Regions from separate parts of the Mus musculus genome. Here region 2 is linked to region 1. Evidence: chromatin loops called from intact Hi-C (ENCODE). Cell type or tissue: heart. All regions are shown on one strand. Links, peaks and the distances in the headings refer to the core of each region. The heading gives the core; the rest is flanking DNA. Region 1 holds the start of Clec4g (C-type lectin domain family 4, member g). Region 2 has its middle 8.9 kb from the start of Cd209c.

Region 1 (5,375 bases), core at 155-5,154:
CATGGTGTAGAGAGAAAACCAATTCTCACACGTTGTCAGGTGAATGTACATTAGAGGGATCTCTAATCCTATGCAAGAACCCAAAACACACAATATAACTAAATAAATGCAATATTTAAAAGATAAATGGTGCCTGGGTAACAACACTCCAATCTGTCCTCTGACCTCCACAATCACACACATACATACATTTACACAGAGAGAGACAGAAGGTTGAGAACCACTGGTATAAACCAAACACATATCTTCTTGGCACTGTGTGTATACATTATGTATGTCTCCTATCTGTGCATGGGTGCTGTGTTCCTGGTCTATGCCTCCATAGACACCAAAAGATGAGTCGTCACACCTTCTGTGCAGGAAACACAGCTACAATGATCAAGCCACAGAGGTTTGATCTGCCCCTCACAGTCCTAGCCTTGCCCAGCACTGCGACTGACCATTAGCTGGCTTCCTACACAAAAGTATTGAGGCCACCGACATGGAAAGGAAGGAAGGGAGGGAGGGAGGGAGATAGGATAGGGCTAGGGTGGAGACTTAAATTTATATCTCTGTCCAGGGCTGGACGCCACCACCACCATGAACACTGGTGAATACAACAAGCTGGGCAGTGCAATTGAAGAGGTCTCCAGAGGTAGGAGAAAGAGAATCACCCCATCGTCCTCCATGGGTTCTTCTGTTCTAATGTTTGCAGTTTGGGAGGGCTGGGGAGAAGAAACGGCAAAACCATACAGGAGACACCACTGTATGGACAGAACTGTGGAATGGTGGTGCCCGCAGCACAGGCATGGGGACATCACATCCTGGAGTGAGGACTTCCCAGGGTCCTAAGGGCTGGGTCCTGGGTCCTGGACTGAGAAACAGCATCACCCAAGTCTCCCCCAGAAAACCTGTGTGGGGACAGGTATCACTCCAGCCACAGACACCTTGTTACATAGATTCTGGTTACACTGGCATAAGAATTCTAAGACTGCTAAATATGCAGCTGGAGCCATGGGTCCCTCCATGTGAACTCTTTGGTTGATGGTTTAGTCCCTGGGAGCTCTGGAGGGTCTGGTTGGTTTATATTGTTGTTCTTCCTATGGGGTTGCAAACCCCTTCAGCTCCTTCTTCAGTCCTTCCTCTAACTCCTCCATCGGGATCCCCATGCTCAGTTCCGTGGTTGGCTGCAAGCATCAGCCTCTGTATTTGTCAGGCTCTGGCAGAGCCTCTCAGGAGACAGCTATTTCAAGCTCCTGTCAGCAAGCACTTCTTGGCATCTGCAATAGTGTCTGGGTTTGGTGGCTGCATATGGTAGTCTCTGGATGGCCTTTCTTTCAGTCTGTGTTCCACCTGTGAAGGCTCAGTGCCCCAATGTAGGGGAAGTCTAGGGTGGTGAGGTGGGAGTGGGCAGGTGGGTATGGGAGCACCCTCATAGAAGCAGTGGGGGGTGGAATGAGATGGGAGTTTGTGGAGGGAAACCCAGGAAGGGGGATAATATTTGAAATGTAAAAAAATAAAATAGCCAATTAAAGACTTTTTTAATTTTTAAAATTAAATTTAAAAAAATTCTAACTATGTTGTGTGGTGGTAGGAGGGTACTTAAGCTGTCTGTACCTCTGTCCTGGAGAGAGCCAGAATTTATCTGTGTTCTACTAGGGCAATTGGGACGTTGGGAGTGCTACAAACAAAGACTTTTCTTCCTGGTCTTGGCTCTGCTGGTGGCCACAGTTCTATGGGCTCTCATTCTGAGCACCCTACTGTCCAGTGGTGAGTGATGTATTTTCATGTGTACATGTCTGTGTCTGAGGGTATGCCGCGGGTGTACAAGTGCCCACAGTGGGTAGATGGCATCAGATCCCCTACAGCTGGAGTTGGAGACACTTGTGAGCCATTGCATGTGGGTGCGAGTGCTAAGAACCAAACTCAGGTTCTCTGGAACAGCATCTCTGAACCATCGCTCCACCGGAGTGATCCCTTTACAGGGACAAGTTATGCTGCCTGGCAGGTAAGGCACAAACTTGCTTCCTATGCGGTGCACCACATGGGGTCCTGGATAGCAATGAGTATAAACCATGGTTCCCATGGGTTTCACCAGGTTTGCCTGAGACATCGGAAATCATATGGATTGTATGATATGATTTTTATGTTATGAATGGAAATTCAAAACAGCAAAAAAATTAAAGTTATAAAGTAACAACGAAAATAATTTTATGGTTAGAGGTCACCACAACATAAACTATATTAAAGGGCCACCGCATTAGGAAGGTTGAGGACCACTGGTGCTTGGCACTGTATTATGCATTTTGTATGTCTCCTGTCCATACCCGGACATACCTGTGCCTCCGTGGATAACAACGTACGTGTCCTCACACACTCTGAGCAGGCGGAGGCTTCACAACTCATGCTTGCATCTCTCTGCAGCCTCCAGCAAGCTCAGGGTGCTGCTCAGCCACCAGGACCTGCTGAGGACAAATGGTGCGTGAGGAGCTGCAGCGCAGGGCGGCAGCGCACCCTTGCGGTGGGAGGAGGAACTGCCAGGGAGGAGGACCTGGGTAGTGAATAGCTGAGGCCGCTGCAATCGGGTTGACTGGTTTGTGTGTGGTGGGTGGGGTCTTTCCAGCCTCAGAGCAGAAGATGACGTTGAGTTCCCTGAAGGATGATATCGGAGCCTGCAGGAATTGCTGTAAGAAAGAGGGGTTTGGTGAAAACTTGAAAGTTGAGGGGCTGGGAAATGGGGCAGGTGGTTTGGGAGAGGCAAGTGGGGGCAAGACTGGTTTTTGCCCCATCCCCATATAGGCTCCGTGACAAAAGCGCAGTTGCAAACCACACTGGCGGAGTTTAAGGACATACAAGCAAAGTTGATGGAGCAGGAGAGCATCCTGAAAGAACTGCAAGAGCGTGGTGAGAGCTGAACACAACCCCCTGGTCCCCGACCTTCATCCCTAATCATAGCCACACCGCTTCTTGGTAGTCCAGTCCTGGACCCTCAGGTCTCTGGTGACTGAACCCAGGACTTCGAATGCTAGGTAGGCTTTCCACACCTGAGCCGTGCCCAGACCCTCAAAGCAGGATTCTAAGCAGGTGCTCTACCTTTGAGTCGCTCTCCCAGACCCTTGCTGGGGGATTCTAGGCAGGTACTCTAATACCAACCTTATTACCAGCACTCATTTTATGTTTTGAGACAGGCTCCATTAAGTTACCAAGGATGGTCTTAAACTCTCTGTGTAGTCCAAGTTAGCTTTGACCTTACAATCCTCCTCTACCTCAGCTTTCTGGAGTAACTGAAACCGCCACGTTCAAATTGATGTTATTCTTGACCGTGACACCATGAACTGACCATGGATATATATTTTGACCTATACATAAGTCCCGGTCTTAACCTCAACTATAAATGTCCACTCTTCTGACCTTGTAGTGACCCAGGACTTGGCTAAAGCAAGCAGAGACCGTGAGAACATCCGCAGTGAGCTGTTCCAGGCACTGGAAGCTGTCAAGCGCCAGAACAGTGAGCCAGAGATAGGACGAGGGGTGGGGGAGGAATGGACCCAGCTGAGGGTTTTCAGTGCTTCTCTTTCCACCAGACATTCCCTTGTTTCTCTGGAACCCCACACCATCCGTCAAATTCCAATGGTCCCTTCCTATAACGGTCTATCTCTCTGACCCTCCCCACCCAACAGGCTCCTGTGAGCAGTGCCCACCATCATGGCTACCCTTCCAAGGTTCCTGCTACTATTTCTCTGAGACACAGGCCACATGGGATACAGCACAAAGCTACTGTGGAGGCCAGGGTGCCCATCTGGTGATTGTCAGAGGCCTGAACGAGCAGGTGCTCAGCTGGGACTTGGAAGAGGAGAAGCGGGGTTTGCCTGAACTGGTGTGGCCCAGAACATTTGGCAGACTTGGCCAGCTGATGTGTCTACCCACTCCTTCCAGGGCTTCCTGAGTCAGCACACACGTGGCCGGGGCTATTGGTTGGGTCTGAGGGCAGTTCGCCACCTCAACAAGATTCAAGGCTACCGGTGGGTAGATGGAGCCTCACTCAACTTCAGGTAAGGAGAAGGCCCCATGAAAAATTTGAAGAGGGTTGAGTTAGACCCTGTGGAAAATGCTTTTGGATATCTAAAGACTAAATTCCTGAGAGAAGATTGGTGTTGATGTTTTGGTGCATATGTCACTGCACAGGTCCATTCATGCCCATGCAAAGACTAGGGGGAAACTCTGGGTAGTCTAGTCTATCATTCCTTACCTTACTCCATTAAGACAGGCTCTTTCGGTGAACCTGGATCTAGGTTGACTAACAGTCAGAAAACCTCAGAGGCTCTCCTGTCTCCAAACCTTACCCTGCTTGGGTTATAAACACTTGCACAACCATACAGAGCTTTTTATGTGACTACTTGGGATTTGAACTCAGGTCTTTGTACAACAAAGCATTATAACAAGCATTCTTTTCCACTGAGAAATATCCTCAGCCCCTGAAATAACATTTAAAGAATGGATATGCTAGACCCTGGGAATTAACTAAGGGTTAAATTCTGGGTCCGTACAAATATACACTGCAGATATAAACTCAATGTAGGCATTCAGAATGTCTAGAGCAGAGCCAAGCAAACAAGCAAGGCCTGGGAAAGGAAGCTTGACCCTAGGTCTATCCTCAGTCCCAGTAACACTCCCACTGAACTACCACAGCCACTGGAACTCTGGAGAGCCCAATGATTCCAGAGGACATGAGGACTGTATCATGATGCTGCACTCGGGGCTGTGGAATGATGCACCATGTACCAATGAGAGAGATGGCTGGATCTGTGAGAAGAGGAGCAGTTGCTACTAAGCCTAGCGCCCATTGCCTCGGGGTGAATCAGAAGGGTGGCTCCTATTCCTTGAGCCCACTACCAAGGCTGTTTTTCCTAATGCACCATTAATAAGAGCCACTCAGCCTGACCAGTGCATGCTTTAGTGACCCCAGCTCTAACTCACAAGACAGTTTAAACCTTCCATCTAACCTGTCAGTCTCAAAATCACTGCTCTAAACCCTGATGGTCTGATCCACTGCCTGTTTCCTAGACACAGTGTTGGAGTTGTTCCATCTTCCTGCATCCCCCTATTTTACCCTCTGACTTGGAGATTTCTTCACACACAGAGAGAGCATCAATAAATGTTTGAAAAAGTAACCTATCCTCCAGATCTGTATTGGAAAAGAATGATCTCTGTAACCCACAAAGGAACATACTTTGTAATTTACTTTCCAGGAAGGATGTGCTAGAACCAAAACTGGGCTAGCGACTACTCAGTGGCCTCTGTCTTTTATCTATAATATAAGTGATGACTGCATCTCACCCCATTAGTGGAAGCTCAGTTTTACACTCTGACATGACAACTAATTGGCACAAAGAAGG
Region 2 (5,375 bases), core at 225-5,224, 240 kb before region 1:
ACTGCGTCTTCTTAGAGTAAGTGACTTAATTAAAACAACCCCCCACAAACATGCCCAGTGTCAACTCAATGTGGACAATTCTTCACTAAAATTCTCAAGGTGATTCTAGGTTGTGTCAAGTTGATGATTAAAAGTAAGCATTATGCATGTGTACACACACACACACACACACACACACAAGAGACATGCATGCAAACACACACACACACACACACAGAGAGAGAGAGAGAGAGAGAGAGAGAGAGAGAGAGAGAGAGAGAGAGAGAGAGAGGCACACATGCCAGGGCACTCTGGTGGAGTCAGCTTGTGAGGCAGAAACGCCAAAAAGCTGCTCATGAGAAATGAATTTCTAGGACTCTCCTCCTGGAGGTCAGGCGAAAGTCATCTCTCCAGTTTGGGTCAGTTTGACAGGTGAAAAGCCTGGAAGCTGTTTCACGAGGATAAGAGTTCCATGGTAATTTCCCTCCCGGAGTTATGGCGTTTTTTTCCCTAACCCATAATAATCAAATTTCCACCACGTTAGTCTAATGTATAGATTCACGTGCACTCTATTAAGCATTACCTTATAGTAAATGCCTTTTAAGATTGTATTCTAACATAGCTAAAGCCTTTTCCCAGTGTTCTTAGATTCCAGATAGCAGCAAGGAGTTTAACCTATTCAGTAACTAATTAAGCTCTACCATAAAACAATAAAGCACTTGCCATTAACTCAGCTGTCTGCAGAAAGAGTCTGGAATTCTCACTGAGATAGAAATTCATATTACAGACTACATTCCATACCAAGAGCAAATTAATATACTATACTGATAAATGAGGATCCTTCAGACAAGATAATTTAACAAGGCCTAGAGAATTTTGGGGGGAGTGATACTATATTATTCTTGAGGCGTGTCAAGAGTTTACAACCCTGGTGCTATTAACACTAAGTGTAAAACTCTTGCCTGGCAGAAGGTGCTAATTTCTAATGTAAACATTTATCTGGTCCCTACAAATTCCCTTTGAGTCACTACCCTTGCATCTGTACTAATCTCTAGTGTTAAACATTTATCTGGTTCCTTTTGAAGTCACTCCTTTTGCACCTGGAAAAATTCAATGTGCCTTATTCTGTTATGATTTGCAATTTACTCTGTATTATAAAAAGTCTGAGGCTCGACTGGAAAATTACATTCAGATCCAACACCACTCTTGCGTGTTTGTCTGTCTGTCACTTCATCCAACTCTTTGCCCATCTGCTTAAGAGAACCCGTTCTATGCAGATTCAGGGACCCAGAGGGTCTGCGGCACACACATACACACCTCTTCCTAATTACCTCTACTCTACTTCATACTGCTTTATCTGCAACCAAGTCAAGAACTCCAGGTTTCCCTGAATGCAGGTCTTTAAGAATTCCTCAGATTACTGCAGGTGGCAGGGTTGGGCTCTGTCTCTTGCCTGGGACTTTGCAACACAGCAAGGCTGCCTGCCAAGCACTGGTTGGCTTAATTGTAGAATCTTGCCTTGTAATTGCCCCCACCCCCAGCCCCCAACACCCTAGACTTTGCCTTGAATCTCAGGCTGTTTCCTTCTTCTCCTTGAAGGAAGGACTAGTGATAGAGTCCCATCTAGGACTGTATTTAGTGAATAATTTTATCCTGAGGGCTCAATCACCACTGCCACTCTAAGGACAAAAGGCAAATTGCTAAAGCCACGCCTGGAGGCACAAACCTGTAATCTCAGCTACATGGATTTCGAGAGCAGAGGATGGCAAGTTCAAAGCCAGCCTGGGGAGCTTTGTGAAACTGTCTGAAAATAAGAAGTAAAAAGATTGAGGAAAGGTGGAAGTCAGTGATTGAATGCTTGTCTGGCCTTGAGTTCCATCACCAGTATGAGAAAGAGAGAGAGAAAAAGAGAGAGAGAGAGAGAGAGAGAGAGAGAGAGAGAGAGAGAGGGAGAGAGAGAGAGAGAGATGCAGAGACAGAGAGAGACAGAGAGAGACAGAGAGAGAGAATGTAAAGGGAGGAAAGAAAGTAGGAAGGAGAGAGGGAACAGGGAGGGAAGAGGAGAGAGATCTGGAGTGGAGAAGAAAAGTAGACAGGGGGGAAAGGGAGATGGGGGAGGGGAAAGATGGGGGAGACAGAGCGGGGAGAAGGGGAGCTGGGTTTTCCCTAGGCTTATCATGTTGCAGCTTTCCTAAATGGACAGCAGAGGGGGCAGTGACCAAATGGTTGTTTGGAGGCTGGGGCTCACTTGCTCCTGTGGCCACTGTTGTGTTGAATTCCTGCCACTAGTGGCAGACCAAGCCTGGAGAGTGTGTGACTCTGAAAGCTTGAAGAGGGGATCCTGTGATGGCCAGCTGGGCCATCAGCCTTCCCAGACTGGCCCTGATACCTCCTGTCTGACCATTCAGACAGAAGGGACAGGAACACTCCAGCTGCTCTTATTGGCTCAGCACAGGGACTGCCTGTTTGAAGTCTCCTCATACCAGAGATGCTCAGACACTACAGCCTAGGCACAGGAAATTGCCAAGTAGGCAACTGGTTCCACCAAGTGTCTCTGGGGCACTAAGAATGCACAGCAAGTAACAGGCATGGCAACTTGGGGTGAGGACTTTAAGATTTATTGACTGATTGATTGATTGATTGATTGTGAGTATACTGTCACTGTCTTCAGACACACCAGAAGAGGGCATCAGATCCCATTACAGGTGGTTGTGGGCCACCATATGGTAGCTGGGAATTGAACTCAGGTCCTCTGGAAGAGCAGTCAGTGCTCTTAACCACTGAGCAATTTCTCCAGCCCCTTGGGGTGGGGGGGTCTTGTGATTCAGAGTGCCCGCTAATACTGGTGTGAACCCAAGTTCCCAGAAAAGGAGAAGAAAAAAAAGCCATACCAAGTTAAATATTTCATAAATCTGATTAACTGCTTAGAATTTGAATGATTTGTGGAGAGTTGGAATGTTACAGGTGAGGAGTCAATTATCTGGAGCTTTAGCTTGCTAACTTTCCATGTATAGCTTATGTATGTGAACAACCTAATGTCTTCATGGCTGTACATAAATCCTTTGGGGATGTACATAAAAGACCTGAGCTTCTGTCAACCCAAAGGCTAAGAATGTCATCAGCGAGCCTCTGAGCTTTCTGTAACCCTCACCGAGTGTGAGTAATGGCTTTCTTTGTCCTGGCACTCTTAAAAACTTCATCACTCACAGTTCCAGGTATCAGTTCATCACTGTGGGGAGTCATGGCAACATGAGACAGCCAGTCACATCCACAGTCAAGAGCAGAAAGGAATGAATTCATGCTTGCTTGCAGTCAGCTCTATTTTCCACACTTACATAGTGCAGAACCACCTATCTAGGGAATGGTGTGCCTCATAATGAGTTGGGTCTTCCCATATCAGTTAACTTAAGACAGTCCCCGATGGACATGCCCACAGGAAAACCCAGTGTAGACAACCCTTCACTGAGACTCTCTTTCCAGGGGATTCTAGTTGTGTTAAGTTCTTAGTTGGAACTAGTGATCACAAACAGCCTCTCCCAAGTCAGCAGAAATAGACAAAAAGTGATGACACCTTCAGATCAAGATAGCAAAATTACCAGATCAGAGAGGACCATGTTTCTGGGAACAGTAGAGCCATTACATGCTCATCCATTCCAGGAATGCTGGTTGTGTGAAATGGTGTGACAGGAGCTCTACCACTTCCTTCTATCATCTTCCTTTGACATCTTACAGTTCCTTGTTTTGTTTCCTGACTCAGAATAGATTCAAGGAGGGAGCAATAGTGGATGGTAAATAGATGCCATTGTCCCCAGCAGTCTCTGACACAGTGGGACAGCCGTGAAAGATGAATGACTCCGCAGAAGGCAGAGTACAGCAACTGGGCTCCCTGGGTAAGGCTGGGCTTGGATTCTAGAGATGTGGAGAGGGGTTTCAGTGGGGCCAGCTTGTTTCTCAGTTTGCCAAGGATCTGGTTGACATTCTGTCCATTCAGATGAGGAACACCTGATACCCAGTGGCACCAGATACTCCTTCAAAGGCTTCAGATTTCAATCACCCTATGTCCTTAAGAAAACTGCAGGTAAAAGGAGTGGGAGAGGACTGGTTTCCTCAGCTGTCTCTGTCCTGTGGAGGGGGGAAAATAAAAGTCTGGATCTAGAAGAGTGAGGGAAGAGGTTCCTCTGGAGGATGGAGGCTGAGGACTGAACTAAAGTCTTAGGGAAGAGAACACTAGGGGTGCTGTGGAGTTGGAGACTGAAAACTACTTCACAGTCCAATGGAGGTGGAAACTGACAACAGGCTCTTGGATCTTGGATCTTGAGGCTATGTAGCCTGAGAGCTAGACTCCTGGGTCCCATAGAAGTAGATGTTAAAGTTTTAGACTACTTGTCTCTACTAAGCAGAGATTATGTGTTTATATTCTTGATATTCTGAAAGTAGGAGCCGAGAGTTTAGATTCCTGGTTCCTTGGATGGCCACATCTAGGAGATTGAACTCCTGGGTCATAGGGAGACAAAAGTTAAAATGGACCTGAAATGTTCAAGGATGAAAAGCTTGGCTCTTAAGTCCTAGGGTGGTTGAGTCTGGAAGGACTGAACTATGTTCTGGAGACGTTCATTTTCCTTGATCCTGGAAAGGTATGAGGCTCTAGACTCCTGGATCCTGGGGTGATTAAGGCTAAAAACCTAGAGTGGTCAGGTCCTGGGTCCTGAAGGAGGACATGCTGAGTTGTTCCTCAGAGATAGTAAGTACTAGAGTTTGAGAGACATAGCCACTGAGGTTTTGGAATCTTGGGTCCTAATAATAATAATAATAATAATAATAATAATAATAATAAAGACTGGACTATAAAACTATGAGATTGTTAAGTCAGAAAAGAATCTTGAGTCCTAGAGGAGTGAAGGTTGGAATACAGGCAAAAACAGATGCCAAGGAGGTGGGAGCTAATGCTGCTGTCTGTGGATCATAGCTGGTCAGGGACAGTGCTGTGATAAACTTCCACCTTCTCTTCTTCAGGGTATCTGTGCCATGGTCTCGGCCCCTTTGTGCTGCAACTGTTCTGCCTCACACTCTCTACTATTCTCCTGCTGGCTATCCTTGTCAAAGGTCAGGCAGGTCTGAGGGTTGGGGGTTCCCTGGTAAGACCCTTCAGCTAGGTTCCAAGGCCCATGAGAGAGGAAGGCTAAATGTTAGGAACTTTTAGAAAATTCAGAGGGCCCTTCCCATGTCTGGTGTAGAGGAGGGTCCTAGTTCTTACCTTGGCCATTCAGTCTTCTCTGAATATCAGATTTATTCATCCTCAAGAGGTTGAACCAGCATCTAGATAGATGACTCACTGGATAATCATTTCTCAAAGAAACATGAAGACCTGAGTTTGGATCCCAGAACATATGTGAAGC

What was found. Peaks named below come from ENCODE experiments on the same cell type or tissue, not always from the same donor. Only the 100,000 strongest peaks of a DNase experiment are listed, where the experiment ranks them.
Region 2: it touches region 1 in a loop (9-fold over the local background); 32 of 42 quality-filtered maps call a loop at or near these places.

The regions. Positions count from the first base shown.
Region 1 is chr8:3,715,850-3,721,224 of GRCm38, reverse strand. Clec4g (C-type lectin domain family 4, member g) reads left to right here and starts at 574. Exons shown (of 9, transcript NM_029465.3): 1 at 574-634; 2 at 1,639-1,749; 3 at 2,404-2,457; 4 at 2,603-2,665; 5 at 2,779-2,883; 6 at 3,398-3,487; 7 at 3,660-3,808; 8 at 3,916-4,031; 9 at 4,669-5,154. The coding sequence starts at 580. The coding sequence ends at 4,810. It overlaps Gm16553 (a long non-coding RNA gene), which reads right to left. Exons shown (of 5, transcript XR_003947358.1): 3 at 2,531-2,663; 4 at 2,317-2,441. In heart, for the core only: a CTCF peak has its summit at 2,501; DNase peaks (open chromatin) are centred at 2,494, 3,474 and 3,704; H3K27ac peaks cover 490 bases.
Region 2 is chr8:3,953,100-3,958,474 of GRCm38, reverse strand. It overlaps a transcript of Cd209c not described here. Among named protein-coding and RNA genes, the nearest start is that of Cd209c, 8.9 kb to the right of the region's middle. In heart, for the core only: a CTCF peak has its summit at 2,231 (motif pointing right); a DNase peak (open chromatin) is centred at 2,274.